Regions from separate parts of the Mus musculus genome. Here regions 2 and 3 are each linked to region 1. Evidence: chromatin loops called from intact Hi-C (ENCODE). Cell type or tissue: left cerebral cortex. All regions are shown on one strand.

What was found. A loop is a pair of places that touch in the nucleus more often than their neighbours do. Peaks named below come from ENCODE experiments on the same cell type or tissue, not always from the same donor. Only the 100,000 strongest peaks of a DNase experiment are listed, where the experiment ranks them.
Region 2: it touches region 1 in a loop (2.8-fold over the local background); 2 of 42 quality-filtered maps call a loop at or near these places.
Region 3: a loop joins it to region 1, with 2.1 times the contacts of the local background. A loop is called at or near these places in 3 of 42 quality-filtered maps.

The regions. Positions count from the first base shown.
Region 1 is chr15:88,930,717-88,938,716 of GRCm38, reverse strand. Ttll8 (tubulin tyrosine ligase-like family, member 8) reads left to right here. Exons shown (of 12, transcript NM_172818.3): 3 at 2,591-2,714; 4 at 3,689-3,759; 5 at 4,754-4,882; 6 at 5,165-5,279; 7 at 5,929-6,057. Among named protein-coding and RNA genes, the nearest start is that of Ttll8, 20 kb to the left of the region's middle. In left cerebral cortex, a CTCF peak has its summit at 4,374; DNase peaks (open chromatin) are centred at 1,252, 1,620, 1,824 and 4,382.
Region 2 is chr15:89,085,554-89,093,553 of GRCm38, reverse strand. It overlaps Trabd (TraB domain containing), which reads right to left. Exons shown (of 10, transcript NM_026485.2): 9 at 7,917-8,000; 10 at 6,479-7,798. The coding sequence ends at 7,621. Selenoo (selenoprotein O) reads right to left here and starts at 4,516. Exons shown (of 9, transcript NM_027905.3): 1 at 3,889-4,516; 2 at 647-850. The coding sequence starts at 4,445. In left cerebral cortex, no CTCF peak of the experiment used is centred here; DNase peaks (open chromatin) are centred at 2,664, 3,379, 3,741, 4,517 and 1 more place; H3K4me3 peaks cover 1,801 bases; H3K27ac peaks cover 1,593 bases.
Region 3 is chr15:89,072,598-89,080,597 of GRCm38, reverse strand. Trabd (TraB domain containing) reads right to left here and starts at 4,534. Exons shown (of 10, transcript NM_026485.2): 1 at 4,457-4,534. 1810021B22Rik (RIKEN cDNA 1810021B22 gene) reads left to right here and starts at 4,744. Exons shown (of 4, transcript NR_040417.1): 1 at 4,744-4,984; 2 at 6,400-6,525. It also overlaps a transcript of Panx2 not described here. In left cerebral cortex, a CTCF peak has its summit at 4,744; DNase peaks (open chromatin) are centred at 4,678, 4,949, 5,769, 6,466 and 1 more place; H3K4me3 peaks cover 3,148 bases; H3K27ac peaks cover 2,102 bases.

The sequences.
Region 1 (8,000 bases):
CCCTAACAGCAGTTTGGTGGGACCCTCTGGCTCACAGATCTCCTGTGGGTACCAGAACTTAGTTCCAGGCATCTTCTAAGTAGTCTCCTGGATAGGATCAGATCTTCCAGTGGGACAAGGTTATGTATCTCTGTTACCTGGTGTCTTAGTTAGGGTTTTACTGCTGTGAACAGACACCATGACCAAGGCAAGTCTTATAAAAAACAACATTTAATTGGGGCTGGCTTACAGGTTCAGAGGTTCAGTCCATTATCATCAAGGTGGGAACATGGCAGTATCCAGGCAGGCATGGCACAGAAGGAGCTGAGAGTTCTATGTCTTCATCCAAAGGCTGCTAGTGGAAGACTAACTTCCAGGCAACTAGGGTGAGGATCTTATACCCACACCCACAGTGACACACCCATTCCAACCAGGTCACACCTATTCCAACAAGGCCACACCTTCAGATGGTGCCACTCCCTGATCAAGGATATACAAACCATCACACCTGGCAACACAAAATTTATCTATAGAAAACTTCACTGCAGTGTCTCTGTCTGGGATCTCTGTGCTGGGACCTGGGCTCAGCTTGTCTCTCTATTCATGTCTGTGTGATGGGCTCTGGGCTCAGCCTGTCTGTGTCTCTGTGATAGAGTCTGGGACTCTGGTAGTGGCTTGGTTTGCTGACCAAGATCTCACTGATGTCTGGCTTACGCTCACTTCCTAAGCATCTCTTCTTCCAGCTGTTTGGGAGTCAGATGAATCCGTCTTCTGTGGGATCCTCTGAGCTTCAAGCCTCTGTTAGGAATAACCTGATGAGTTTAGGCCCCTCAGGAGATTGACTGTATCCATCAGAGCCCACTGACTTAGGGCCTCGGTGACATCTGCAAAGTCCTGTCACCATTTTAGGGTGATGCTAGTGAGTCCCATATGTCCTGTCATCTTGCTCTTTTGAGTCCAGGGACAGTGTCCTGCATGGTGACCCATCAGGGTCTGTACGTCTGCTGCAGGACACCAGTGGTTCGGTGCCGCCACTCCTGCCTGACCCCAGCTGACCCTGCCCGTCCCTGACCCTGCTAGTGACCTAGTACACGGGTCATGTCACTGCCTTCTGCACTGGCTTGGGGTACCCTTGTGAATGTCAGCTTTCTGTCTGTGACTACATAAAATACCTGAGGCTTTGCACTTTTATTAAGAAAACAAATGTACTCACCACCCAGCTTGAGGGGCTGAAAGCCAGAGCTTGAGCAGCTCTGCCTGTTTGGCTCTGTCACTGTCACCATGTGGCAGATGGCACCATTGTAGACACGCAGGTAGGAGGAAAGGAATATTTGACAGAGGAGATCAGAGGGAGATGGGGACTTGGCTCACTCTTTTATAACTGCTCACTGTGTGAGAGCTAGCTCACACTTACCCTTCCTGGGCATGTCCCCACTCCATCCTGGTGACCATACCTCAAGCACATGAGACCATTGGGAACAAGCAATGATCCCTTCCATGACCTTTCCCTGGGCTAAGACTGAGGTAGTATACAGTTTGGTTCTCCCACCAGCTGCCAACTTCCTGTTCAACCACACGCAGCTAACCATCTCCAAGCGATGAGTCAGAATTCCAGCAGCTTCTGGGCTGGCCCTGCCCCTTCCTCTGTTACCCGTTAGTTTTTCTCTTTCTGCCATTCTGAACTCAGGCACCCACAGCTTTTATAAACAGGCGTCACACTCTCTTGTCTTAGTGTTTCTTTTGTTGTGTTAAAGACACCATGACCAAAAACCTCTTGGAGAAGAAAGAGTTTATCTCATGCTACAGGCTTGTAGTCAAGGCAGGAACCTGGAGGCAGATGATGAAGCAGAGGCTCACTCCTCACTGGCTTACTCCTGTGGTTTGCTCAGCCTGCTTTCTTACACAACCTCTGCCTAGGGGTGGTGACGCCCACAGTGGGCTCAGCCCTCCCACATCTATTGTCAATCAAGAAAATGCTCCCCCAACCCCCACCCCGACAGGCATAGACCAATGTGGTGGAGGCATTTTCTCAGTTGAGGTTCCTCTTCCCAAATGATTCTAGCTTGTGTTAAACTGACATAAAATTAGCCAGGACACTCACTTTTCTATAAAAGACAGCTGCACTGGGAGTCCTCAGTTTTTCCCTAGACCCTCAGGCATTGTGCAATTGTGTGTCCCACCTGTATCCCAAATCCAGAAATCCTGGGACTACAGAAATTCTGAGTCGGGGCTACAGCTGCTCAGGAAGTGCTGATTTCTTGGTTGTGTTTTGGCCCCTTTGAGTGTGTGAATGAGTGTGTAGAAGTGATCACCTCTGTAATCCCAACCCAACGATGAATAAACGCAGTGCAGCAACTGTGGGGATTATATGTCCGAGCCCCCACATGTGCACACACACACACGCGCACACACACAAGCACACGCGCGCACACACACACACACACACACGCACGCGCACCCTTCTGCATGCTGAGGGCGGCATTCCTGTGCTCTCTGGGCAGAGTGTGTGTGTGGCCTTGCCGAGGTGCAGTCTGGTCCAGGCTACTTTGGAAGGTCACCTCAATCCCCTTATTGCCGAGGGCCTCAGCTAAGATGCCGCTGCTGTTTTCAGGAGAGGAAGATTTTCTCCATCTATGGACACTACCCTGTCATCCGGGCCACCTTGCGAAGAAAGGGCTGGGTGGAGAAGAAGTTCAATTTCTTCCCCAAAGCTCTCCAGAACCTTGGAAGTGAAGGTAAACGGCACATGGGTGGAATACCTTGTCCTGGGAAGGGTTTGTTTTTTGGTTTTTGGTTTTTTTGGGTTTTGTTTTAATTAATTAATTTTTTAAAATTTATTTACATTTCAAGTGTTGTCCCCTTACCCGGTTCCCCCCTTCCGGAAACCCCCATCCCATCCCCCCTTCCCCTGCTTCTATGAGTGTGTTCCTCCACCCACCCACTCCTGCCTCCCCGCTCTCTATTCCCCTACACTGGGGCATCTACGAGCCTTCATAGGACCAAGGGCCTCTCCTCCCATTGATGACTGACAAGGCCATCCATCCTCTGCTACATATGCAGCTGGAGCCATGTGTACTCCTTGGTTGGTGGTTTAGTCCCTGGGAGCTCTGGGGCTGTCTGGTTGGTTGATATTGCTGTTCTTCCTATGGGGCTGCAAACCCATGAAGGGTTTTTTTTTATATACACACATGGCCAATAAGTCAGCCATCCTAGGTGTGCTGACTCTACGTACCCACTGGCATCCGTCTTCGTGTATCCCCTGCCTTCCCAACCTCACACATCCCAGACAGCCACACTCTTAATATGGTACCAGTCACTTTTTGGTGTCCCCATGCCCACACCCCACCCTAGCCATTCTTCCTCCAGGTCCATCCCCCACCAAGGCCGCTCCTCGGTTACCCATAGCTCAGACCAGTCCTTCCCAGACTCATGCCTCAAGCTTCTATGGCCTTCTGCCTTGAGGGTCATCTGGTCTTCAGCATCCCCTCAATCCTGACCCAGCACAGCACAGCACAGGTGGGATGGTACACAGGATGCTGGAGGGAATGCCACGTGTGGCCTCCACAGCCGCTGCCCCCGGGCAAACCTCACTTGGAGCTTTTAGTAGACAAATGGCCATCCCTCCATAGTGGAACGCCAGCCCTCCAGGAAGTCAGGTGAGGTACCCGAGTATGGTGGCAGCAATATGTCTCTTGTGTTTTGTTTGCAGATAAAAGTGCTGAGACCAAAGAAAATCAAGAAATAGCCTTGGAGAGATTCGATGATATCCACGATGTGATGGTAGGCCGCGTGGCCTGGTATTGGGGTATAACATGGCTTTTTTAAAGTAAGACAGAGCACGCTGTTACAGAAGTAAGACTCCTGTATGGAAACATGGTCCCTGGGGCATCTGGCTTCCCTGCATCCTGCCCCTAGCTCCTGCATCCCACAGTGACTAGCACAAGTAGAGGTCTGTGTGGCTGCGGACTGAGATGCTGAGAGGTGGGGTCAGGGGGTCCGTGTATTACAGGATGGAGGCAGGGGGCCTGGCCAGTGATCAGATGGGGTCTCCAGTAACACAGCAGTTGTACCCCAGTGGCCCCTAGCCTGACTCCTCTGAAGCTCTCCTGTATCTTCTATAAAGAAGACAAAAAGGTTAGTCACAAAGTGGAACTTTTTCCCAGACATGTAATTTAAAAGATCAGGTATCCAGAATGTCTGTGTATATCATGCATAATGTTTGTTTTAAAAAACCAAATAAAATGGACAGAGAATAAAATGACAGGTGGTCAGTCGATAAACGCATTAGGTTTATGGAGTTAATTCGATTTTTGAAGGCAGCTGTGCAGTTAATCTAATTTATTCTTCTGTGAGTGCCGGATCCTGGGCACTTCCCCTGCTCTACCGTGGAGAAAAGCTGCCTCCTAGGGGTTCTGGTAGAAAGTTCCCTCTGGACCACACTTCTGGATCTCAGAGCATCACAGTTACCTCCAGTCCGCAGAGAGCACATGTCTAAGTCTCGCATGGATGCCAGCCTGGGAGGAGTACAAATTTACCTCCAGCCCCCAACTGAGAAAAAGCAGCTGGCTTCTGGACAGCACACACCCTGTGTGGTTCCGGTTGTCCTCATACCACCACGTGTGGCCCTCAGGAGCCATGTGACCTCAGCTGAGATGGAGCCTTCAGCCAGAATCAACACAGTCTGTGTCCCACCCCCAACCCTCAGCTATGTCCCAGCATGTCAAAGACACGGAGCCCTGGATTCTAGATGTTGATAGATGGCTCTTCTTGCCAGTCCAGGTTGGTAAAGAACGAGATCCCATACCTCCTCTGGACTATCAAGAGGGATGTTGTGGACTACCACAGCCTGACCTGTGACCAGATGCTAAATCACTACGGGAAGACAGCATCATTCACAACCAAGGTGGATGAGAGGGCCTGGGCTTAGTCTGAGTGGGTGGGCCATCTACAGCTGGGAGAACCAGAAGGTCACATACAGGCTTCTCCTGGGGACACTCTCCCCCACACACCTTCTATCCCACATGCCCACCTGCACCCACGTTCCTCCCTCTGTCTCTGGGTACTCTCAGTGCCATGGATGACCCCTTCCCAGGGAACATGGGCTGAGTCAAACATGGGTCCCCAGTGGGATTCACTTTATGTGAGGCTGCCCCCTGAGGGGCCTGATACACTGCTCTCTCTGGAGATTGGACTCTGCCTGAACATGAGAAGTCTGCCTTGGTACGTCCAAGCCAACCCGAACACCTTCTTCCCACGGTGCTATGGCCTTTGCACTGAGAGCGAGAAGCAGGAATTCTTGGGTGAGTGACCCATGGCCTTCTGAGGTTTATCGCATGTCCCTAGGGCCAGGACTACATTTGGTAAGGGCCAGCCTGGACACGTCCATAGGCCATGTTGGCAGTTTGGTAAAAACCACCTGAGGCAGACAGAAGCTAGAGTGCTAAATATTCCGATCTTGGCTCTGAGGGGACACAGCACTGGCTCAGAGCAGTACCACCTACTTCTGATCTCTGGGTGGATACCCTTCTGCTCAGAGCCTAGGTTCACCTCGAGCCTAGATTGGCAGGATGCACAGCTGTGCTGCTCTGCCTATGTGCTGAGTTCAACCAAGATCCCTCAAGAGGGGAGAGCTACATTCTAGATGGTCCACGGGGTCCAGAGAGACCCCTTAGATTTCTCAGAGGATCCTAGTAGTGTTGTGAGGGGAGTACTGGGACTATCCCCCGGGTCTCTGAGGGGTTGGGGGGGGCAGTGATGACAGAGAACAATGGAAAAGGGACGAGGAGAGCAGTAGCTGGATGGAGCAGCTGTTGGGACTGGGTGTGGACAGGTGCGTGAGCAACAAATGGGGACTCGCCTGGTGAGGGAGGCAGGGAGGCCCACACGGCAGACTCTGCCGCCTCTCTGCTCTGGGTGGGCAGTGGGAGCGAGGCCTTGGTGTCCCTGCAGATGACTTCCGGCGCACGGTGGCTGCCAGCATCCTCAAGTGGGTAGTCCTTCACCAGAATTACTGCAGCAAAGTCAAGGGCAAGAGTAAGAAGGAGGAGGCCAAGAACAGTGACCCCAGCCCCAAGAAAGGTACACAGCTACGGGGCGGGACCTTGATGCCTGATGGGGTGTGGAGACTCTGGTCAACCGGAAGGGTCTTTAGCTGATGAGGCGGAGTGTCTATGGCTGATGGACAGGTTGGGTGCTGTGGCTTTGGTGGTCCAACAAGCATGGAGAAGGAGAGCGTGCTTCTTCTGATTTAGCTCTGATTCTCACGTCCTATCTTCTGATTTGACAGTCAGTTAAGACCTTGGTCATTCTGTTTGCAGAACATATCCAGTACCAGGCACCATGATTTCATGATCACACTAAATCCTGCTCCCCAGGGGCAGTGTCTGGCCAGTGATCATTGCTGTGACCCTCCACATGGCCCCTGGAAGGTCTGTGTGATGTAGCAGCAGTACTGTGTGATGTGGGCACCCAAGCAGTCTCCCAGATTTAAGGGTTTCTGTTGTTGATGCCATTGTTGTTGTCTGCTTTAATAAAATTTGTGGGTTCTGGTTCTTCTTCTTCTTCTTCTTCTTCTTCTTCTTCTTCTTCTTCTTCTTCTTCTTCTTCTTCTTCTTCTTCTTCTTCTTCCCCCTCCCCCTCCCCCTCCCCCTCCCCCGCCTCCTCTTTTTTCCTTTAAAACAGTTTTAGGCTAATGGCAAAATTGAGCAGAAGGTACCTTGGTTTCTTATCCATCCCGGTCCTCATGCACTCCATTTGTTAAAGCAGTTGGAAAGTAAACTTTGGCATGTTCAAATCTTTAAAGGATGTGTTTGAAAAGTAACTTGTGAATACGGCAGCTTCGAGATTCGAGTGGAGGCTTTTGTGGAGTGGATGTCAGTTGGCTGTGGCTGAACTTTCTGAGTGGTGACAGTCAAGGCATGTAAGGAAGGGCCACGGCTGCTTACGCCAGGCTGAGGCAATTCTTGCAACTCCTGGCCTTTTTTCTTGTCTCCATGACTCTTCCTTTTTTAGGATGTCTATGGCGGGGGACCTCACAGTCAGCAACCTGTTCACACCAGCTTTGTTTACTTAGAAACAGACTGACGTTTCTTCCATGTTTGCTGCTTTGTGGTTAGGGCTGAACAGTTCACCATGGTGTGTGCTGGTTTATCTATCCCTTCACCCACAGAAGGACTCTTCTCACAGATAAAACTGCTACAGACCTCTATGCACAAGTTTGCACAGCCATAAAATTTCAACTTCTTTGAGGAAATAAAGAGGAGTGAGTAAGATTGGATGCTACAGCAATAACTCATCAAGCCTTCAGCATCTCTTTTCCAGGATGACTCACATGCAGATACCAAGTGCCCATGTAGCGGACTTTAACCATTGGCTAGGTCTGTAGTAGTGTTACACCGTGGTTAGGTCTGTAGTAGTGTTACACCGTGGTTAGGTCTGTAGTGGTGTTACACCGTGGTTAGGTCTGTAGTAGTGTTACACCGTGGCTAGGTCTGTAGTAGTGTTACACTGTGGTTAGGTCTGTAGTAGTGTTACACTGTGGTTAGGTCTGTAGTAGTGTTACACTGTGGTTAGGTCTGTAGTAGTGTTACACTGTGGTTAGGTCTGTAGTAGTGTTACACTGTGGCTAGGTCTGTAGTAGTGTTACACTGTGGTTAGGTCTGTAGTAGTGTTACACTGTGGTTAGGTCTGTAGTAGTGTCACACTGTGGTTAGGTCTGTAGTAGTGCTGTTGTTAGGTCTGTAGTAGTGTTACATTGTTGTTAAGTCTGTAGTAATGCCATGCTGTTGTTTAATTTGTAGTTCACTGGTGACATATGACATCAAGCATCATTTCATATGTCATTTGCCAGTGGGACATCTTCTCTTGTGATAGGTCTGTTTTTTAAGTTGGGTTGCTCCATTTTCTTACTAAGCTTCTTTATTTGTATACTTTTGATAGTGTCCGTTTATCAGATGTGTGCAGATGTTTCCAGTCCCCCTCTCCCAGTCTTTGGATTGTCCTCATCCCATTAAAAAATGACT
Region 2 (8,000 bases), 150 kb before region 1:
AGCCCTGGATATTCTTAAACTCAATCTGTAGACCAGGCTGGCCTCAAATTCAGAGATCTATCTCTGGCCTCTGCCTCCTGAGTGCCGGGACTAGTGGTGTGCACCACCATACCCAGCTGACATTTTTTAAAAATTGTAACTGGGTTGATGCTTGCAATTGGTGGGCAGAGGGCAGTGGTGCTGTCACCACTGTCCAAGGCACAGGATGACCTCTACTCTAAAGCCAGCTAAGTCAGGGGAATGGGCCTCTACAGTGCAGCAGTTACCATCTTTGGCCCCTTTCCATCCTCGCTGAGGCCAGAAAAAGCCAGAGGCCAGCAGGGGCCATGTGTGCTGAGTGCTGATGACTGACTAGCCTGGGTACAATAATATGGAGAATCCTAAGATCACACCAGCCACCTCCTTGTTCACACAGCCCCTGCCGGCTGGACACCAAGCTCAGGTGAAGGCAAGACAGGCATCTGCAGAAAGGACTGGACTAATGAGTCAGGCACTGCATTGAGAAGCATCTGGGGCTGAGTCCTGACCACAGCCGGGAGCTCTTGCTTGTTCAGGAGCCGGGTCAACATCCTGGCTGCATAAGCATGGATCGCGTATGCTCTAGGAGCAAATGCATGTAGATAGGCCTAATGGACCCCAGCATTACCTTATGAAAGTGGGAGCTATACGCAACACAACCGTGCACTTTTCATATTTTGGATTACCATCATAGAACACGTCTCGCATCACTGTAGACTCAGACGTGACGCAGGCCCCGGCCCTCGTGGTGGGGATTCCCAGGTGAAACATGGCTTCGCTGCACAGGAACTCACGGATGCTTGACCGCAGGACTTTGCGACCATCGGCTTGTCTGAAATCAAACACAGGCCAAGGAGCCGGTCAGGCGGAGGTTATTCTGAACCAAGCTTCCCAAGAGCTTTGGGGTAGCCGTCATATGACTAAAGCTAGGTGAAGAGAGACCTCCCCTGTCCCCCCTCAATGCCCCCCCAGCCACCTTCAAGGCTGCAGTTTTGTCCTCACAGGTGTTACAAAAACATCCCTACAGTAATTAATGCATACTACCCACCAGCACTGCCCGTTGTCATGGGAAACAGAAAACTGCAGCTACAGAGGCCCAAGCTCATGAGTAAGCTGTTAGCGGTTCTCACAGGACTCAGCCTGTGCCAGTCCCTGAGGGGAGCATAGTGAGGAGTGCTGTGACACGCAGTTGCTGACATGCTGCACATCTCACACCCCTAAAGGAAACAAAACTACACAGCCACGTGCCTGTGTCTGGCTGGCGGACTCAGTAGGGTCTGAGCCACCAGTCACAGGGACCTAGAGAACAAAATGAGACAAGAAAGCTACAGTTTATGGGTAGTTTTTGTACTTGGACTCTTCCTATACACTGGGCCTGTTTTGTTTTTAGCAGAATATAGTACAGTACTGGATGCCCAGCACAGTGGCTACCTGGGCAGGCTGCATCGACAGCCCCTCCTTGCCGGAGTAATGTCTTAGGTTCCTAAACCAATAGAGGACCTTGCCTGGAACGGACCAAACTGATCAAACATGCTGTTTATATATGGCCCGGTAATCTCAGTGCATGGAAGACAGAAGGGTCAAAAGCTGAAGACCCAGCTTGGTGTGGAGGCATGTGTGCTCAATTCCAGCACTTGGGAGGCAGAGGTAGATGGATCTCTGCAAGTTCAAGGACAACTACGGTTTTGAAGTAAGACCCTGTCTCAAAAAAAGCACAACATAGTCTATGCTAACCTGGTTGGAGTCTAGTTAAGAGCAGAAGCCACTCACCCATCTCAGGGCTCTAGAAGCCCCGACCCGACAGCCACCTCCAACCTTAGCCTCAAGTCTTGGCAGTGTTGAGATGAGAAACCCTGACACACAAGGATGAGACCTAAGCAAGGGTCAAAGGGATCCCTGACTTCATGGAAACAGCTGACCTCAGGTGTGGAAATACCAACTATAAGTAAATCAAGTATGAAAAGCACCACTTGGGCTGGAGAAGATGGCTCAGCGGTTAAGAGCACTGGCCGGGTTCAATTTCCAGCACCCTCATGGTAGCTCACAACTACAACTCCAGTTCCAGGGGATCTGACATCCTCACACAGACACACATGCAGGCAACTCACTGATGCATAGGAAATGTTTTTTAAAAAGCACCTTTCATGGCTGGATATGTGGTGCAGTAGTAGTCTAGGACACATGAGACTCTGGATTTGATTCTTAGCATCAAGATATTTAAATATAAGGAAGCCTTTCTGCCGGGCAGTGGTGGTGCATGCCTTTAATCCCAGCATTTGGGAGGTAGAGGTAGGCAGATTTCTGAGTTCGAGGCCAGCCTGGTCTACAGAGTGAGTTCCAAGACAGCCAGGACTATACAGAGAAACCCTGTACAAAAAAAAAAAAAAAAAAAAAAAAAAAAAAAAAAAAATTCAATATCAAATTATCCTGACACCAAGGGTCTACACACCTTTGGTAACTGGTGAACATAAATTATCAAAATGCAAAGTTCAAAGCTGCTCACAAAATGAAGAGCTGAGGAGCCCTGGAATATACATCTGCCGTATATTTCCAAGAGCCTCTGAGAAGGTTGGTCCAGTGAGCAGCAGGGTGCCAGCGAGACCATAAATCTGGCTTGGGGGTGGAAAGATGAGGAAGAAACCACTATGTTGAGAGATGAAGACAGCTTGGCATTGGGGGATGGTTGGCATGTTAGTGACTGGTGGAAGAAAGGATGAGAAGCAGATGTAGTGAGAAACCGTAAAAGCCCAATTTCCTGTTTCTTAGTCATCTAACAAGCATCTAACCTAAATAAATCATATAGCGAAAAACAGGAGCAGAGCCCCTAAGACCTGTCTGTACCTGGGTGGCAGGACTTAATTAAGAAGAGCTCCTTGGGCTGGAGATGTGGCCCAGCACTGGCTGCTCTTCCAGAGGTCCTGAGTTCAATTCCCAGCAACCATCTGTATGGCTCACAACCATCTATAACGGGATCTGATGCCCCCCTTCTGGTTTTTCTTTTTAAAGAGTTCCTTGGGGCTAGAGAGATGGCTCAGTGGTTAAGAGCACTGACTACTCTTCCATAGAACCCAGGTTCAATTCCCAGCACCCACATGGCAGCTCACAATTGTAACTCCTGTTCCAGGGGTTCAACTCTCACACATGCAGGCAAAACACCACTGTACAAAAAAAGGGGGGGGGGGAGGAGGAGGAGGAGGAAGAAGAGTTGTTCCTTTGGGCCTGTATGGTTTTGGATCCACGACTGTATTGGACACTTGTGGTACTCTCCATTGGAAAACAAGAACTATCCACTCGTGTGTGTGGGTGGGTGGGTGCATGTGTGCGCGCGCACGATTAGAACTGACAGGCTTGGGAGAATGGTCACAGAGAAGGTGGGTATAAGAACGGATTGTGCCCACAGTCCCTAGACAGTGCGTAGAGTCTGCTAGAGGCTGGGCAAGTTGAGGAAGCATACTGTTTAAGTATGGTTCCAGATAATAGGTCTGGATACCAGCCCAATGCATTGCTTCTGAAAACTAGACTCTGGGCAAGATGTTCAGCAAACAGTATCATTCGGGGAACTGGTTCCAAAGTCCGCGTTGTGTTTCTGAAAACACATCGGACAGCCATTAGAGGTGTGTCCCCTCCACCTGACAGAATTGGCAGATGGAGAGAGATCTCTCTGAGTGTCAGCCAGAGAGTAAGCCCGTTCTTGCCACTCGGCCCTTCCCTGCCAGTTTCTTTGTCTTCCTCCACCTAGGTCCTAACCATTCATGGAGTTTGGACGTAGGGCTGTCCCTACCCGGGCGAAAGCGCCACTGGGCACCTTCCCTTTTCACCCACGCGCGCAGAAGGGTGTCGCCTCCGGGAAGTTCTCCGGGAGTTCCGCACCTGGAGAAGGGCGTGGGGCCGGCGCCTTTGAGCTGCAGCTCCCAGCGCTCGCCGGCCGCTGTGCACACCTCGCCCAGGTACATGGCGGCACCGTCGCCCAACTGCCCAGCGAACTGACCGAACTGGTGTCCACAGTAGCAGTGCGCGGCGGGCTCGGTGCCCGGCAGCAGCGCATTGCCGCTGAAGAAGAGCGCAGCTTCGGCCTCGACCTCGGCCTCCTCGCTGGCCTCGAGCCCCAGCAAGGCCAGCGCGGGCTCTGACAGCGCCACCAGGCGCGGCCGCCGTAGCGGGGCCGGCCGCGCACGGCTGAAGCAGGCTCCGGGCACCGGCCGCGGGGTGGCCAGGGAGTCCTCCGGCCCAGGCGGCGGCGTCTCCACCGGCAGCTCACGCAGGGCGCGGTTGTCAAAGCGCAGCCCTGCCAGCCAACGCGGCGTGGGCTCCATAGCTGCAGCCCAGGCGGACCGGGGCGCGGACGACGGAAGCGCGAGACCGACGCACCGTGGCCGGGTTCGGGCAACCGCGAGCGAGGCCCCGACCGCGGCCCTGACAGAGGCCATTCGCCGCCTCGCCGGAAGCCTGCTCGCCCCGACCGGAAGTTTTCCCCCACCCAGTTAGGGGCTGGTGGGAGGCACGCCCAGAAGCTTGGTTCTGATTGGTCGCCTCTCGTTTGTCCACTTCCAGGCTACGAGCCGTCGCAGAGGGTGGACCTAAGATGCTGTTTAACTTCTGGCACCTGTGCACCAGGCCAGCCGAGGTCCGAAGCTCCCACCCAGGTGACATATGCCAGACTGGACTACTCCAAGTGTGCCTACAGGCTGAGTGATGTCCCTAAAAAACTACCAGGCCCCCTCACCCCTTAACTAGAGGTGAAGCCAAGGCCATTCCCTGGGTGCTGTGGGTTTGAGTGGTACTGTCCATCACATGCATAGAAACAGACATGGAATCTTTTGACTGTTTTATTCAGACAGCTAACAATCTAAGACAGTAGTTTAGCATCCTAAAGATGTGTCTTTCATCTCCTCTTTATCCAGCCGATTATATAGGTAAGTAAACAAAGCCAGGCAGTCATTTCAAAGTTTACTCTCGCCTCTCTGGTCAATCTTGTCTTAGATTTATGGTGCTGATGCTTTGCTCTCCATCATCTCCTCTCTGTAGCAGGGTTTGCAAACACTAAGAACCCGAGTCCTGCATCAGCTGTTTATATGACACTATTAACGTGTGTGTGTGTGTGTGTGTGTGTAGATCCCTTTTTAAAATAAAGTACAAATATGTTTTTATAATGTGGAATATGCAGTGCCCTGCCACTAGGACAATTTTTCCTCATCTGTTCTGTCCAGAGAAGGGCCAGAAGTCCTGGTAATATTCTTGGGATCCATGGGCTAGGTGGGAATTGGCCACCCAAGATTTGCTACAGGAATAATTTGGCTGGGCAATGGTTCCAGCTGGGATTCTGAGCCTATCTGAAACCTGGCTCTGCATGCATGCTAGGTCCTCTGTCCCCAAGTCCTTCCCTATTGGTGCCTCAAGTTGTATTTCCCTTGTACACAGCATCTCTCCCTGAAGTGATAGCATTTCCTTCTCTCTCCATTCTGTGCCTGTCACTTGCAATCTAGGTGGCTATGGATCTTGGTGGTGGAGAGGTAGGCAGCATCCAGTGCTCAGGAAAACCTGTTAGTTTCAAACAGGAGACTCTGAGCACAAATGCACGCATTCCTTCCTGGCAGTCTTTCTCCTTTTCAGCCTTTCTTCAGTTCTACACCTCAAGAATTCATCTCTGGAAATTTTCCTAGGGCCATAGTGGGCTTCTAAAACTACAATGAGGCCAGATGTGGTGGCACATGCCTTTGATCCCAGCACTTGGGAGGCAGAGGCAGGTGGATCTGAGTTCACGGCCAGCCTGGTCTACAGAGCGAGTTCCAGGACAGCCAGGGCTACACAGAGAAACCTTCTCAACAAAACAAAAACTGAACAAACAAGAAAATCCACTCCCCCCCTCCCCCCACACACAGAAAAACAAAAATCCTGCAATGAACCCAAATGTGGCCCTGGAGCTGTTCGATCACTGTCAAATCCCCTCTCCCTCTGCATGGGCGGTGAGAAGGTGGGTAGGTGTTGTTTTCTGTGACAGAGCCTGTAGTATCTTAGCCTTGGCCAGAGCATGTGTTCTTCCTGCTGCCACTAACACAGACGTCACTGACTACCCTCAGGGTCTGCCTTGCTCTGGCCTGGCAATGATATACAACTCTTTCAGCCTCAATGCTCCTAACACAGGCAAGAACAACCTACCTTAAGGATCTTCTGATCCACTCCTACATTCCTCCCCCTCTCCCACTGCCAGGCAGTAAAGTGTGAACCAGAGGGTGTACAGGTGCTGAGCACATGTAAGGCTCATCTTGGCTGGCACACAGATAACCTTGCTAGGCACTAGTGAGCACCAGGGTCCAGCCTCTATACTTTGCTAAGGTGGGTAGTATGTCCCCTGGCATGCAGGAGTACCCCCAGCATCCTGCAGACCTGGGGACAGATGACAAAAGAGGAAGCCAGTGCCCCATCGCCTGAGTCCCATTTCCATACACTTCACAAAGCGGGAGCTTCCAAAATTAAAATTTATTTCTTTCTAGGGAATGAGTCCACAAGTGTGAGACAGAGTACACAGCCAGCCAGCCCTGTGTCCCCACCCAGCTCCGTGTCTCACCTGATTTGGCAGCCAACACAAGGACAATCAATGTGGTCTAGGTCTTGCCAGGCTGTGCCATATACTAGGAGCCACAGCCTGTACACATGAATGGCTGGCTGCACACAAACCAGCCGTGGCCCATAGTGGGTGCCTACTGCCCTCAGTGCAGTTTGGGCCTCTCACCTAATGCACAGCAATCAGGCTAAGGTCCTACCAACACCAAGGGCAGCCTTGCAGGCTCATATCTGAGGCAGCCCCACGCCACTCTGAGCTGTAGTGGTGTCTAGCAGGGGCTGGCCTGGACCCCCAAGCCGACTCTGACACACACTGCCCACTCAGGGCACACAAACACAAATAAAAAGATGACTTCTTTGTCCTCACTGGATTTAAGGCTTGTATTTCCTGATATTTGCTTCAGTTTGTTTTCTCTTTGACGTCAAAATTACCTGAGTAAAAAACTTTTTGACATTAAAAAACAAAAACAAAAACAGAAAACAAAACCCCACAAAACCAGACTCTCTGCAGGCAGAGATGCAGCTGGCAATGCCACATGCATGTCCAGGCCAGGCCAGGCCCCACACACCCAGGAGGGAGGTGCATGGCCACTCAGCCCCAAACCCACAGTGAGATGCACTCAGGCCCAGATGCTCCTGCCGGCCAGAGCACAAGGCACAGTGAGGTAGGTAGAGCAACAGCTTGCCAAACCCACCTGGGGTTAAGGGTGGGGTGTCTCAGTGCCTCCCCCTCAGTTTCTGGTCCTTTTGGAACTAGGCCGCTGGGTCCTGACACTGCGGTTGGCCCTGATGCCCATAGGTGGCCCCACAGTGTGTGTGTGGGCTGCTGGGAAGCCTGGGCTCAGACAGTTAAATATTCTTTATTTGGGTGGGCTGGGCATTGGGAAGGCAGGGAAAGCCTGGCCTAGGCCCCCATAGGGGGTGGCTTGGATGCATCTGTCCCCAGGGACATCCCCAGACGGGCGGCGCCAGCTCCTCGTGAGCACCCCACTCGGCGCAGAGCAGAGCCCCCAGGTGCAGTCTCTTCCTTGCACGGTCCTCCTACCGGCCTGGCCGGGCTTCGCTCACCCTCTGGAGGCAGAACTGTGCAGCAGGCAGTGACAGGACCAGGTTCAGGGTCCGACGGCCCATCCAGTACAGGCTATAGCCCAGGAGACCAAAGAAGGCCGCCTTCACAGCCACCCGGGACACTCTGCCTGAGATGGACGGTGGGGGGACTCTGTGGAGGGGACAAGTATGGTAGGCCTAGCTGCAAGTGCAAGCCCAAGGTCTTCCCCTGTGTGGGTCACCACCATGTGCAGGTACAGGGACTGGGGGTGATGTGGGGAGGCACTCACGTCATGATCTCCTGGATGTTGAGGTCGGTACTCCAGTTCTTCTCAATGCCAGGCACATGCCCCATGCCAACGACGCCCACAACC
Region 3 (8,000 bases), 140 kb before region 1:
CTTCAAGGAAGCTCTCCATTTTTTTTTTTTTTTTATAATGATGGCCACAACCATTTGGCTACCAGCCAGATGGAAGAAGGCTAAGCAAGACAACAGTTAGCATCTTGAGAAGTCAAGACAGTTTTTCTAGTTTAAAAGACAAAGAAGCCTAACATGGAAGAAAGTGTAGTAGAAACTTAACAAGGGGTGGTATCCTGGTGACAAGGGTGGTACCCTGGTGACAAACCAGTTCATAGAGTTGTGGATCTTTACTGTGTTACTGGGAGGCCCAGGGTTGGGGGCCAAGAGTCCCAGATGGTGCAGAGGGAAGAGTGCCACACTGACCAAAAGGGACAAAGGCAGTTTCAGACTACAGTACAGCAAGGTTAACAGACTTCATATCTGCCAATGAGACACTGCCTACCTGGCAGCCACACACACACACACACACACACACACACACACACACACACGCGCGCGCGCGCGCACGCACTCCCATAGTCATACATGTGTGTCTGTGCACATGTGCTTGGGTTCCTGTGACGGCCACAAAGGGCAGATTACCCTGGAGCTGGAGCCACAAGTGGTTGCAAGGCATCTGATATAAGTGTTGGAAACTGAACTTAGGTCCTCTGCAAGGACAGCACCATCATCTCTCCAGCTTCCCTAAACTACACAGTCTTAGCAACATGTCCAGGCATTGGTGCCATGCTAGTGGGTTTCATGAATTATAGAAGCTATCTCCTCAAGCAAAATAAAACAAACCATCAGTCATCATGTACAGGTCACTTACAAACAATGAAAGATTTGTTTTATATATGTTGCTTTAACAAAGGTGTGTGTGTATGTGTGCCGCAATTGTGTAATTATCATACATCCCACAGGGGCTAAGCAGTCAGGACAGGAACACTCAGCAGATACAATGGTCCAGGCTAAAGAAAGCTCTTTAAAAATGACAAGTCTGCTGGAAAAATCTGGCCCCTGGGCATAGTAATTTTTAAAAAAAGATTATATTACCAAACATGTATATTTGTGTGTCTGTGTGTGGCTCGTGCCCACAGGGGAGAGATGCCCTGGGGGCAAAGTTGCAGGTGGTTGTACACCAACAGGGATCAAACACCAGTTCTTCTAAAAGCAGTACCCGTGGGGCATGGTGGCGCACGCCTTTGATCCTAGTACTCAGGAGGCAGAGGCAGGTGGATCTCTGAGTCTGAGGCCAGGCTGGTCCACAGAGTGAGTTCCAGGATACCTAGGGCTATACAGAGAAACTGTGTCCTGAAAATTTAAAAAAAAAAAAAAAAAAAAAAAGACCTCTAGGTTTTATAATGTTAAGAAATTAGAATATTTTCGTTTTCCTTTGGCTACAGCAAGAAAGGATGATTCTGTTTTCATGTGTACTGAGGGACATGTGTTCTGGAAAGAACTGTGTCAGAATGGGGGTGTGGTAGGATGACAGTGGTACCCACCACTTCTGTCTGCATACTTGTTACAGCTTCCAGGCTCCTGCCTGCCCTGGCTTTCTCTGGTCCTGCTGTATGTGACTTAGGCGTCTTTCTGGGTATACTCAAACCTCTAATGTGTGTCCAGTATGAAAATGGGGCCAAGCCTAAGCACTATCAGTCTTCTACAAGAAGAACTGTGGTAGGGCAGAGGGTGGCAGAGACCCTGAGACAGCCTCAGAAACCTTATGTTCCTGGCCTAAGGCTGGCTGTCTTTACAGAGGCAAGCAGAGCTTACTTACCATACTGCTCCAGCCTGGGGGCCCCCTCCTCCCTAGTCTGGAACCTGTCCTAAAACACAGCCTGGACATTTTATATAAAGGTCAGCACATCTGGGAACTGCCGTGGCTGGCTCAGAGCCTGTGCATAGCCAAGTCAACAGTAAACACCCTGGCATCTGTGCCTGGAGCTTCACCCTTCACCTTTCATTAACAGAATTAAGTGCTTCAAAGAAACAGGAACAAGGAAGTGTGGGGGGAGGGCTCTGAAGAACCTGCCTTCCAGGACAGTGTTAGGGACCGTCCCTTCCACACCATGGAACCCCATTCAGGGGCAGGGAGGGTAACCCAAACAGCGACTAACAGTGAAAAAGGAGAGGATAACCCTTGGTCTGGCTAAAGACACGGAAGCAAACCAGTATTACTAACAGCAGCACCAGGCCGCAGAGCATGAGATGAAAACTTAAAACATCCTGTATAAGTGGGCGGGCCAACCAGAGGCTGTAGCAAAGCCAGCAAATGGGAAAGAACCACGTCGGCCATGCCTGCCCTGCCCTTTAAGAGGTGGGGCTGCCCCAGGTTTGCAGTTGGCTTGGTAGATCTACCCTTCAAAGCTCATCCAGGGTGCCTCTGAGCCTTCGAGGGGTATGGAGGCTACCAGAGTTGGAACATTGGCTCCAGATAGCCTTGGAGAGACTCCCTGGCTGGCCCATAGCAGGACTAGTTTCACCTCTGGTTATATGGCAGGTGGAGGGGTCCACAGGCTGGTCAGGAGACAAGCCCTGAGCCCTTGAATCATCAGACACACTCGATACAACCCATCATCTAGAGCAGGGCCAGCTGGGAGGGGTGGTCAGGCAAGAAGGCTACTGACAGCCTCTCCCCACTCCTTAAGCCAGAAGTCTGTGATTCTGGGTACCCGGCACTATCAAATCTACACATTTTCTGATCCTTTGGCTTCCTGCCTGTCAGATGTACCTCCTCACCCTGATCGTTATTCCTGGCTGAGCAACTGAGGTAGCCCTCCACTTCCATACTCACCTAAGCACCCAGCCACTGTACCTCCACAACATTTGTCATGCATCCTTCTCAGACATAGTCACGCCGTAAGAAGTATCTTCCTACTGCCCAACCTCCCCAGGGACCAAATCTCTTCATAAATCCCCAGTCAGTTAGCAGACAGTTTCCAGACCCATTCCCAGCCAAGACCACACTGTAAACCTTCATAGCATAAAGTCAGAGAGCTAGGATTTCTGTCAAAGAGGCCTCAACCAGCATTTCCTAACAAGCAGGGCCGTGTCAACCAGCATCCCCGAATGAGCAGGACTGTAGGGATACTTTTCCAGGCCTGCTACCAACCAGGCTCGATGCTTCCATATGCTAAACAACAGAACTTTTAGCATCTGCTAAATTTCTAGGGGAACTAGCCTCTGAAAATTTCCAGTAGTCTGCAGTTTTAAGAGGGAAGGGTTGGCTCAAAGAGCAGAAAAGGCCCACTCATGTCAGGGCCCACAAGGAGGTATGGCCCTGGCATACTAGGTCCAAGTAACTGGAGCCACGTCAGTCAAGCTCCCCACCTGCCCAGCCCCACAGCCGTCTCTCTTCTGGATCTATCCATACTAAGTGTGTTTTACCCAAATCCATACACCGAAAATATGAGGCTCAAAATAATTACATCAACATGCAGAGGTTTTAAGAGACGACTGAACTCAAGTGAAGCCATAAGGCAGGACCCACGATGGGATTGGTGTCCTTGTAAGAGACACTAAACAGCTATGAGGACACAACGAGAAAGGGCGACAGGACAGGCAGAGCCTTCATCAGTCACCCGAAAGACTAGCATTAGACCTAGGATTGCCAACCTTTAAAGCTATACTAAGAGGAATAAACGTTTAAATTTCTCAATCCACAAAACCCTGTTACCACCCTGATCTGACACACCCATCAAGCTTTTCAATCTCTTAAAACAAAACTGTTTCTCGGATGGCAGCTTGTTTCTCGGATGGCAGCTTGCTCCCCACCGCTGGTCCAAAGCTGACCGCGATCAACTGGAAAAACTAGACAAGCCTTCACTGTCTACTCAGAAAACCAAGACAGCAAGAAATGACAGGGTGTGCAAAAGCCCTGGCCTCCTCTGGTCTGTCTCTGGGAGCCCAGCCACTGCAGGACCCGGGAAAACCTGCTCAGGCAGGACATATTTTACCTAAGTGTGGCAGAGCTGAGGGCCGGAAGAGGAAACAAACCCGAGGTGAAGAAGCCTGGCCAGCTCTCCCGGGGACCTGGTTTCTGTCCACCTGGAGATGCCCCGGAGGAGCCTGCAGGCTCCCGGCTAGCAGTCCACTGTGCCAGAGCCCTGCTGGCATCCTGCCCCCAGTACCACGGCCACCGCAAGATGAGTCTTCCTAGGGCGACAAGACAGACAAGGAGGCCCAGGGACAGCTGCGTCGCACAAGACCAGCGGACCTCCAGCCCCTCCGCTTGGGGAGCACGAAAGCTTGGAGACTGTCCCCACTTCTAAAGAAGCTCTTGACGTCCCAAAGCCAGCGAGGGCGCTTCTGAGCCTCCGGGGTCCTCTCGGGGACTCCCGAGCCCAGGAGCAGAGCCCAGGAGCATCTACACCGTCCTGGGTCAGCCCGACCCGGTGAGCTCCGGATACCCTGGTCTTCGCAGTCCCCACCTGCAGCCCGCGCCCTCCCGCCCGCGCCGTCGAGGCGCGAGGAGCCCCGGCCCGCCCGCCCGCCCGGTCAGGCCACGGCGTACCGAGAGAGGCGGCGGCGCTCCTCAGCCGGCCTCCATGCGCGCGTCGCCGGGCTGACGGGCTGGGCCGGGGCGGGGCGGGGCGGCCGGACGGGCCGGACGGGCCGAGGGTGCGGGCCGCGCAGCATGCCGGGAAACACCTCCCAGGGCCGCGCGCGCGAGGCCCCGCCCCCGCCGGGGTCTAAGCGCAGGGCTCCGCCTCCCGGCCCGACGCCCCCAGGTCCTAGAGCGCAACTCCAGTTCACCGCGGGGTGCTGGGCCCCCCACAGGCGAGTCTGTGTGACGGGGCTGCGTTCTTGAAGCGTCCGTCCGCACCACGGCCTGGAGTCTAGGGAGCCGTCAGCGCACTGGACCGGGACAGAAGCTAGGGATCATACGAGGCGCCCTTCTGGTTTCCTTGGAGAATCGCATGCCAAGTGGAGAGGCTCAAGGGCAGAACTAAAGGGACAAAAGCTGGCCCAGTCAGCCCCAGGCCATCAGGACTTCCTACGTGTTCAGCTGCTTGTGACTGAGAGCCCGGAGACTGCGGAGGTCTCAGGGTGGGCGGGGCCCCAGTGACAGCAAGTGCCCAGTATCTTAACGCAGGCTTCAAACTCACCAGTCTCCTAGGGCACCTTAAAGGGTAGGGCAGGGAGAGAGGCCACTTGGCCCACTCAGGCCAGGTCTCCGGGCTGCAGGTCCTCCTGATCAGGGTTGATGAGTGGATGAGAGGAGCCGGGTGAGCCCATAATGGACACGTCTCCATTTGAGTACCCCAAGATAGGCTCCTGTGAGAGCCAGGCAGTGACGACCTGGAGCAGGCCCTGGCACGGGCCCTCCAAAGGGGAAGTAATCTCTGCCTAGTTCCCAGCTGCCCCATCCAGCCCTTTCAGGTTCCAAAGGGTTACAACTCTGGCCCTGATTTTTGGAGACCCTGCCTTGACATTGTACCTGTGAATGGCCCTCCTGGAAGTCGGCCACTTTGAGGAAGAGAATTCTTCCTGCACCAGGCAGAATTCCCTCCAGCAGTCTGTTACACAAGAGGCCCGCATGGAGACTACTGACAGGTATTTCCTGCCAGCATCTTCTTACAGCTTCCTGGTCTCCCGGAGGGCCTGGCCTCAAGGGGACCTCTGCCTTCTTTGCTCCTTAGTGAAGCACCATTCATCCCCCCCCCCCCTTGTCCACTACTTTGATGTCTGTGTTCTGTGGCCTCTTCAGGCCTCCTCAGCCCCATTCATTCTGCTTAACAGAAGACAGGGGTGGGCTTAGAGCTGAGACTGCCAGGCCCACTCTACCCGTTCACAAAGCACAATGAGGCTCCTCTCTGAGTACCCGTACTGTTTGGTTGAAAACCCCACTGATAGGCTAGTGTCAGGAAGGGGCCTGGGTTCTAGCCCTGGTTGGCTGGCAGTGTTCTCCCTGAGCCTGTCCTTTTTCTGTGGGCAGACCATGGTGCCACCTTTCCTGCTTGCCTGTCTAGGGGAGTGGTTCTCAGCCTTTCCAATGTTGCGGTCCTTTAATAGCTCCTCATGCTGTGGTGACCCCCCAGCCATAAAATTCTTTCGTTGCTGCCTCTTAACTGTAATTCTGCTATGGCTATGAATCATAATATCTCATGGGCAGGATATCTGATACGAGATATCCCATAGGTCGAAGAGTGCTGGACTAGGGGCAAAGGATGGCATGACATTTTTCATTAGATGCTGACCCTGAAGTGCCAGAATTCTATTTTGGCTAAGTGGCTGCTGGGGATGAAAACCAGAGCTGCCCTATAACCTGCTGGTGTCTATGGGAGCCAGAAATAGGAACCGGTGTCTGGAGGACATGCCCAGCCAGGCTGCCGGGGAAACCACGGCAGGTTTCAGCTGGGAGAGACCAGGCCCCCCTTACATCTTAGGCTTTGCTTTGGAGGAAAAAAAAAAAAAAAAAAAAGCATGGCCAGCTTGAGTTCTGCTTTCTAACAGCCATTCCCCAGCCTGCGTTGCTCAAGCAGGTTCTGTGGCGCCACAGGATGAGTGGGTGACGTATCAGAGTCGGCAGATGGAGTGCACCTTGGTTTAGCAGAGCAGCTGCTGGAGGGGCTTTTTGAGGTGAGCCATGCAGGGAGTCAATGCATGTCAGGCTTGCAGGGAAAGGCTTCAACATGGCCAGAGGAGCCCAGAGTCCTTAGAAAGAGAAAGGAGCTATCTGAAGCTATTGGGAGTAAATAGAGGGGACTAGGTTCCTAGTCAGGGGTGTGGCAAGGAGAGGCCAGGTTTGAGAACAGCAAAGACCATCATGAAGGTCCCACAGAAGTAGAGCCCCAAGTTGGCAAGCCTTGTCTGACCCCAGGGATCGGAAGGATACAGGTCCCTGGCCATCTGTGTCCAGGAAGGGGACTAGCTCATAGAGCCCTGGGAGCAGAGGACACTTCCGAGGAGTAAGATGACATTTAGGCCCAGTACCCACCATGTTGCCTGCTTCTTCAGGACACGACTTGAGCCCCTTCCCCAGAAGCAGCCCCTTGCAGGTCAACTCCACAGGGCAATACAGCCCCAACCCCTCCCACACAGCACTCTTCTGAGAGGTCCCTCTAGGTTTTATCCAAGAACAGAGGTGAGAAGTGGCTGCTTTATTGGCTTCAGTTCTCCCAAAGAGCCAGCCCCTTGGATCCAGTGCGCCCAGCCTTTCCCATGTCTACTGCGGCTCTGCATAAGCTCCGGGGCAACACACGCACACAGCCACTGTCTGGATAGTCTACGGTCAGTGGCACTTGGGAAACAGGACCTATGAAGAAAGTATTGCATCTGGCCTTGGTACCATGCAGACCAGTGGTTCCCTAGGGTCTGAGTGTCTCCCCCTCTGAGCCAAGTCCCAGGGTGTTCAGGCTGAGCTCAAATGGTGGGGAGTGGGTACAAAGCATGCAAGAAGGAAGATTATGTACCACGCGTAGGAAGCAGATGGATATGTGAACAGGGAGAGCCAGGGAGCAGGGAAGAGGCCAGCACCCCGAGGTTTCTGGGTTACTTTAGCTGGCATGCCTGCTCATCATCACGTAGGGGCCAATTTGTGGTCATAGGCCATCGGACCAGGGATTGTCTTCTCTAGGGGAACGAGCAGCCTCGAGGCAGCCAACTTTTCTCCCAGGGTTCCTATGGGTCTCAGAAGTCCCTTCCTAGAACGTGTGGGAATACTGAATTCGGCCTGGAATGCCATCAGTTTGGAGAACAACATGCCTTTTCTGTACTGAATTATTTGGGATTTTGGTTTGACTTTGAGATGGTCCTGTAGCCCTGGCTAGACTGGATCTAGTTATGTAGACAAGGCTGGTCTCAAACTTGGATAGTTGTCTGCCTCTGCATCCCTAGTGTTAGGATTAAATACTGTGCTGTCCTATCTGGCTATTTGCTGATTTCTGATCCTCTGACCTGGAGCTTTGGCTGGCTCTGGACAGGTGTTCTTCTTCTAAGGCAGGCTGCTCCGTAGAGCTGGCAGGTGACATTATGTACGGTGCCCATCACCTCCCCTTCCCCACACTCTGTCTCATTTTCTACCTACCTCAGTCACTCCAAGGTGGAAACTAGGG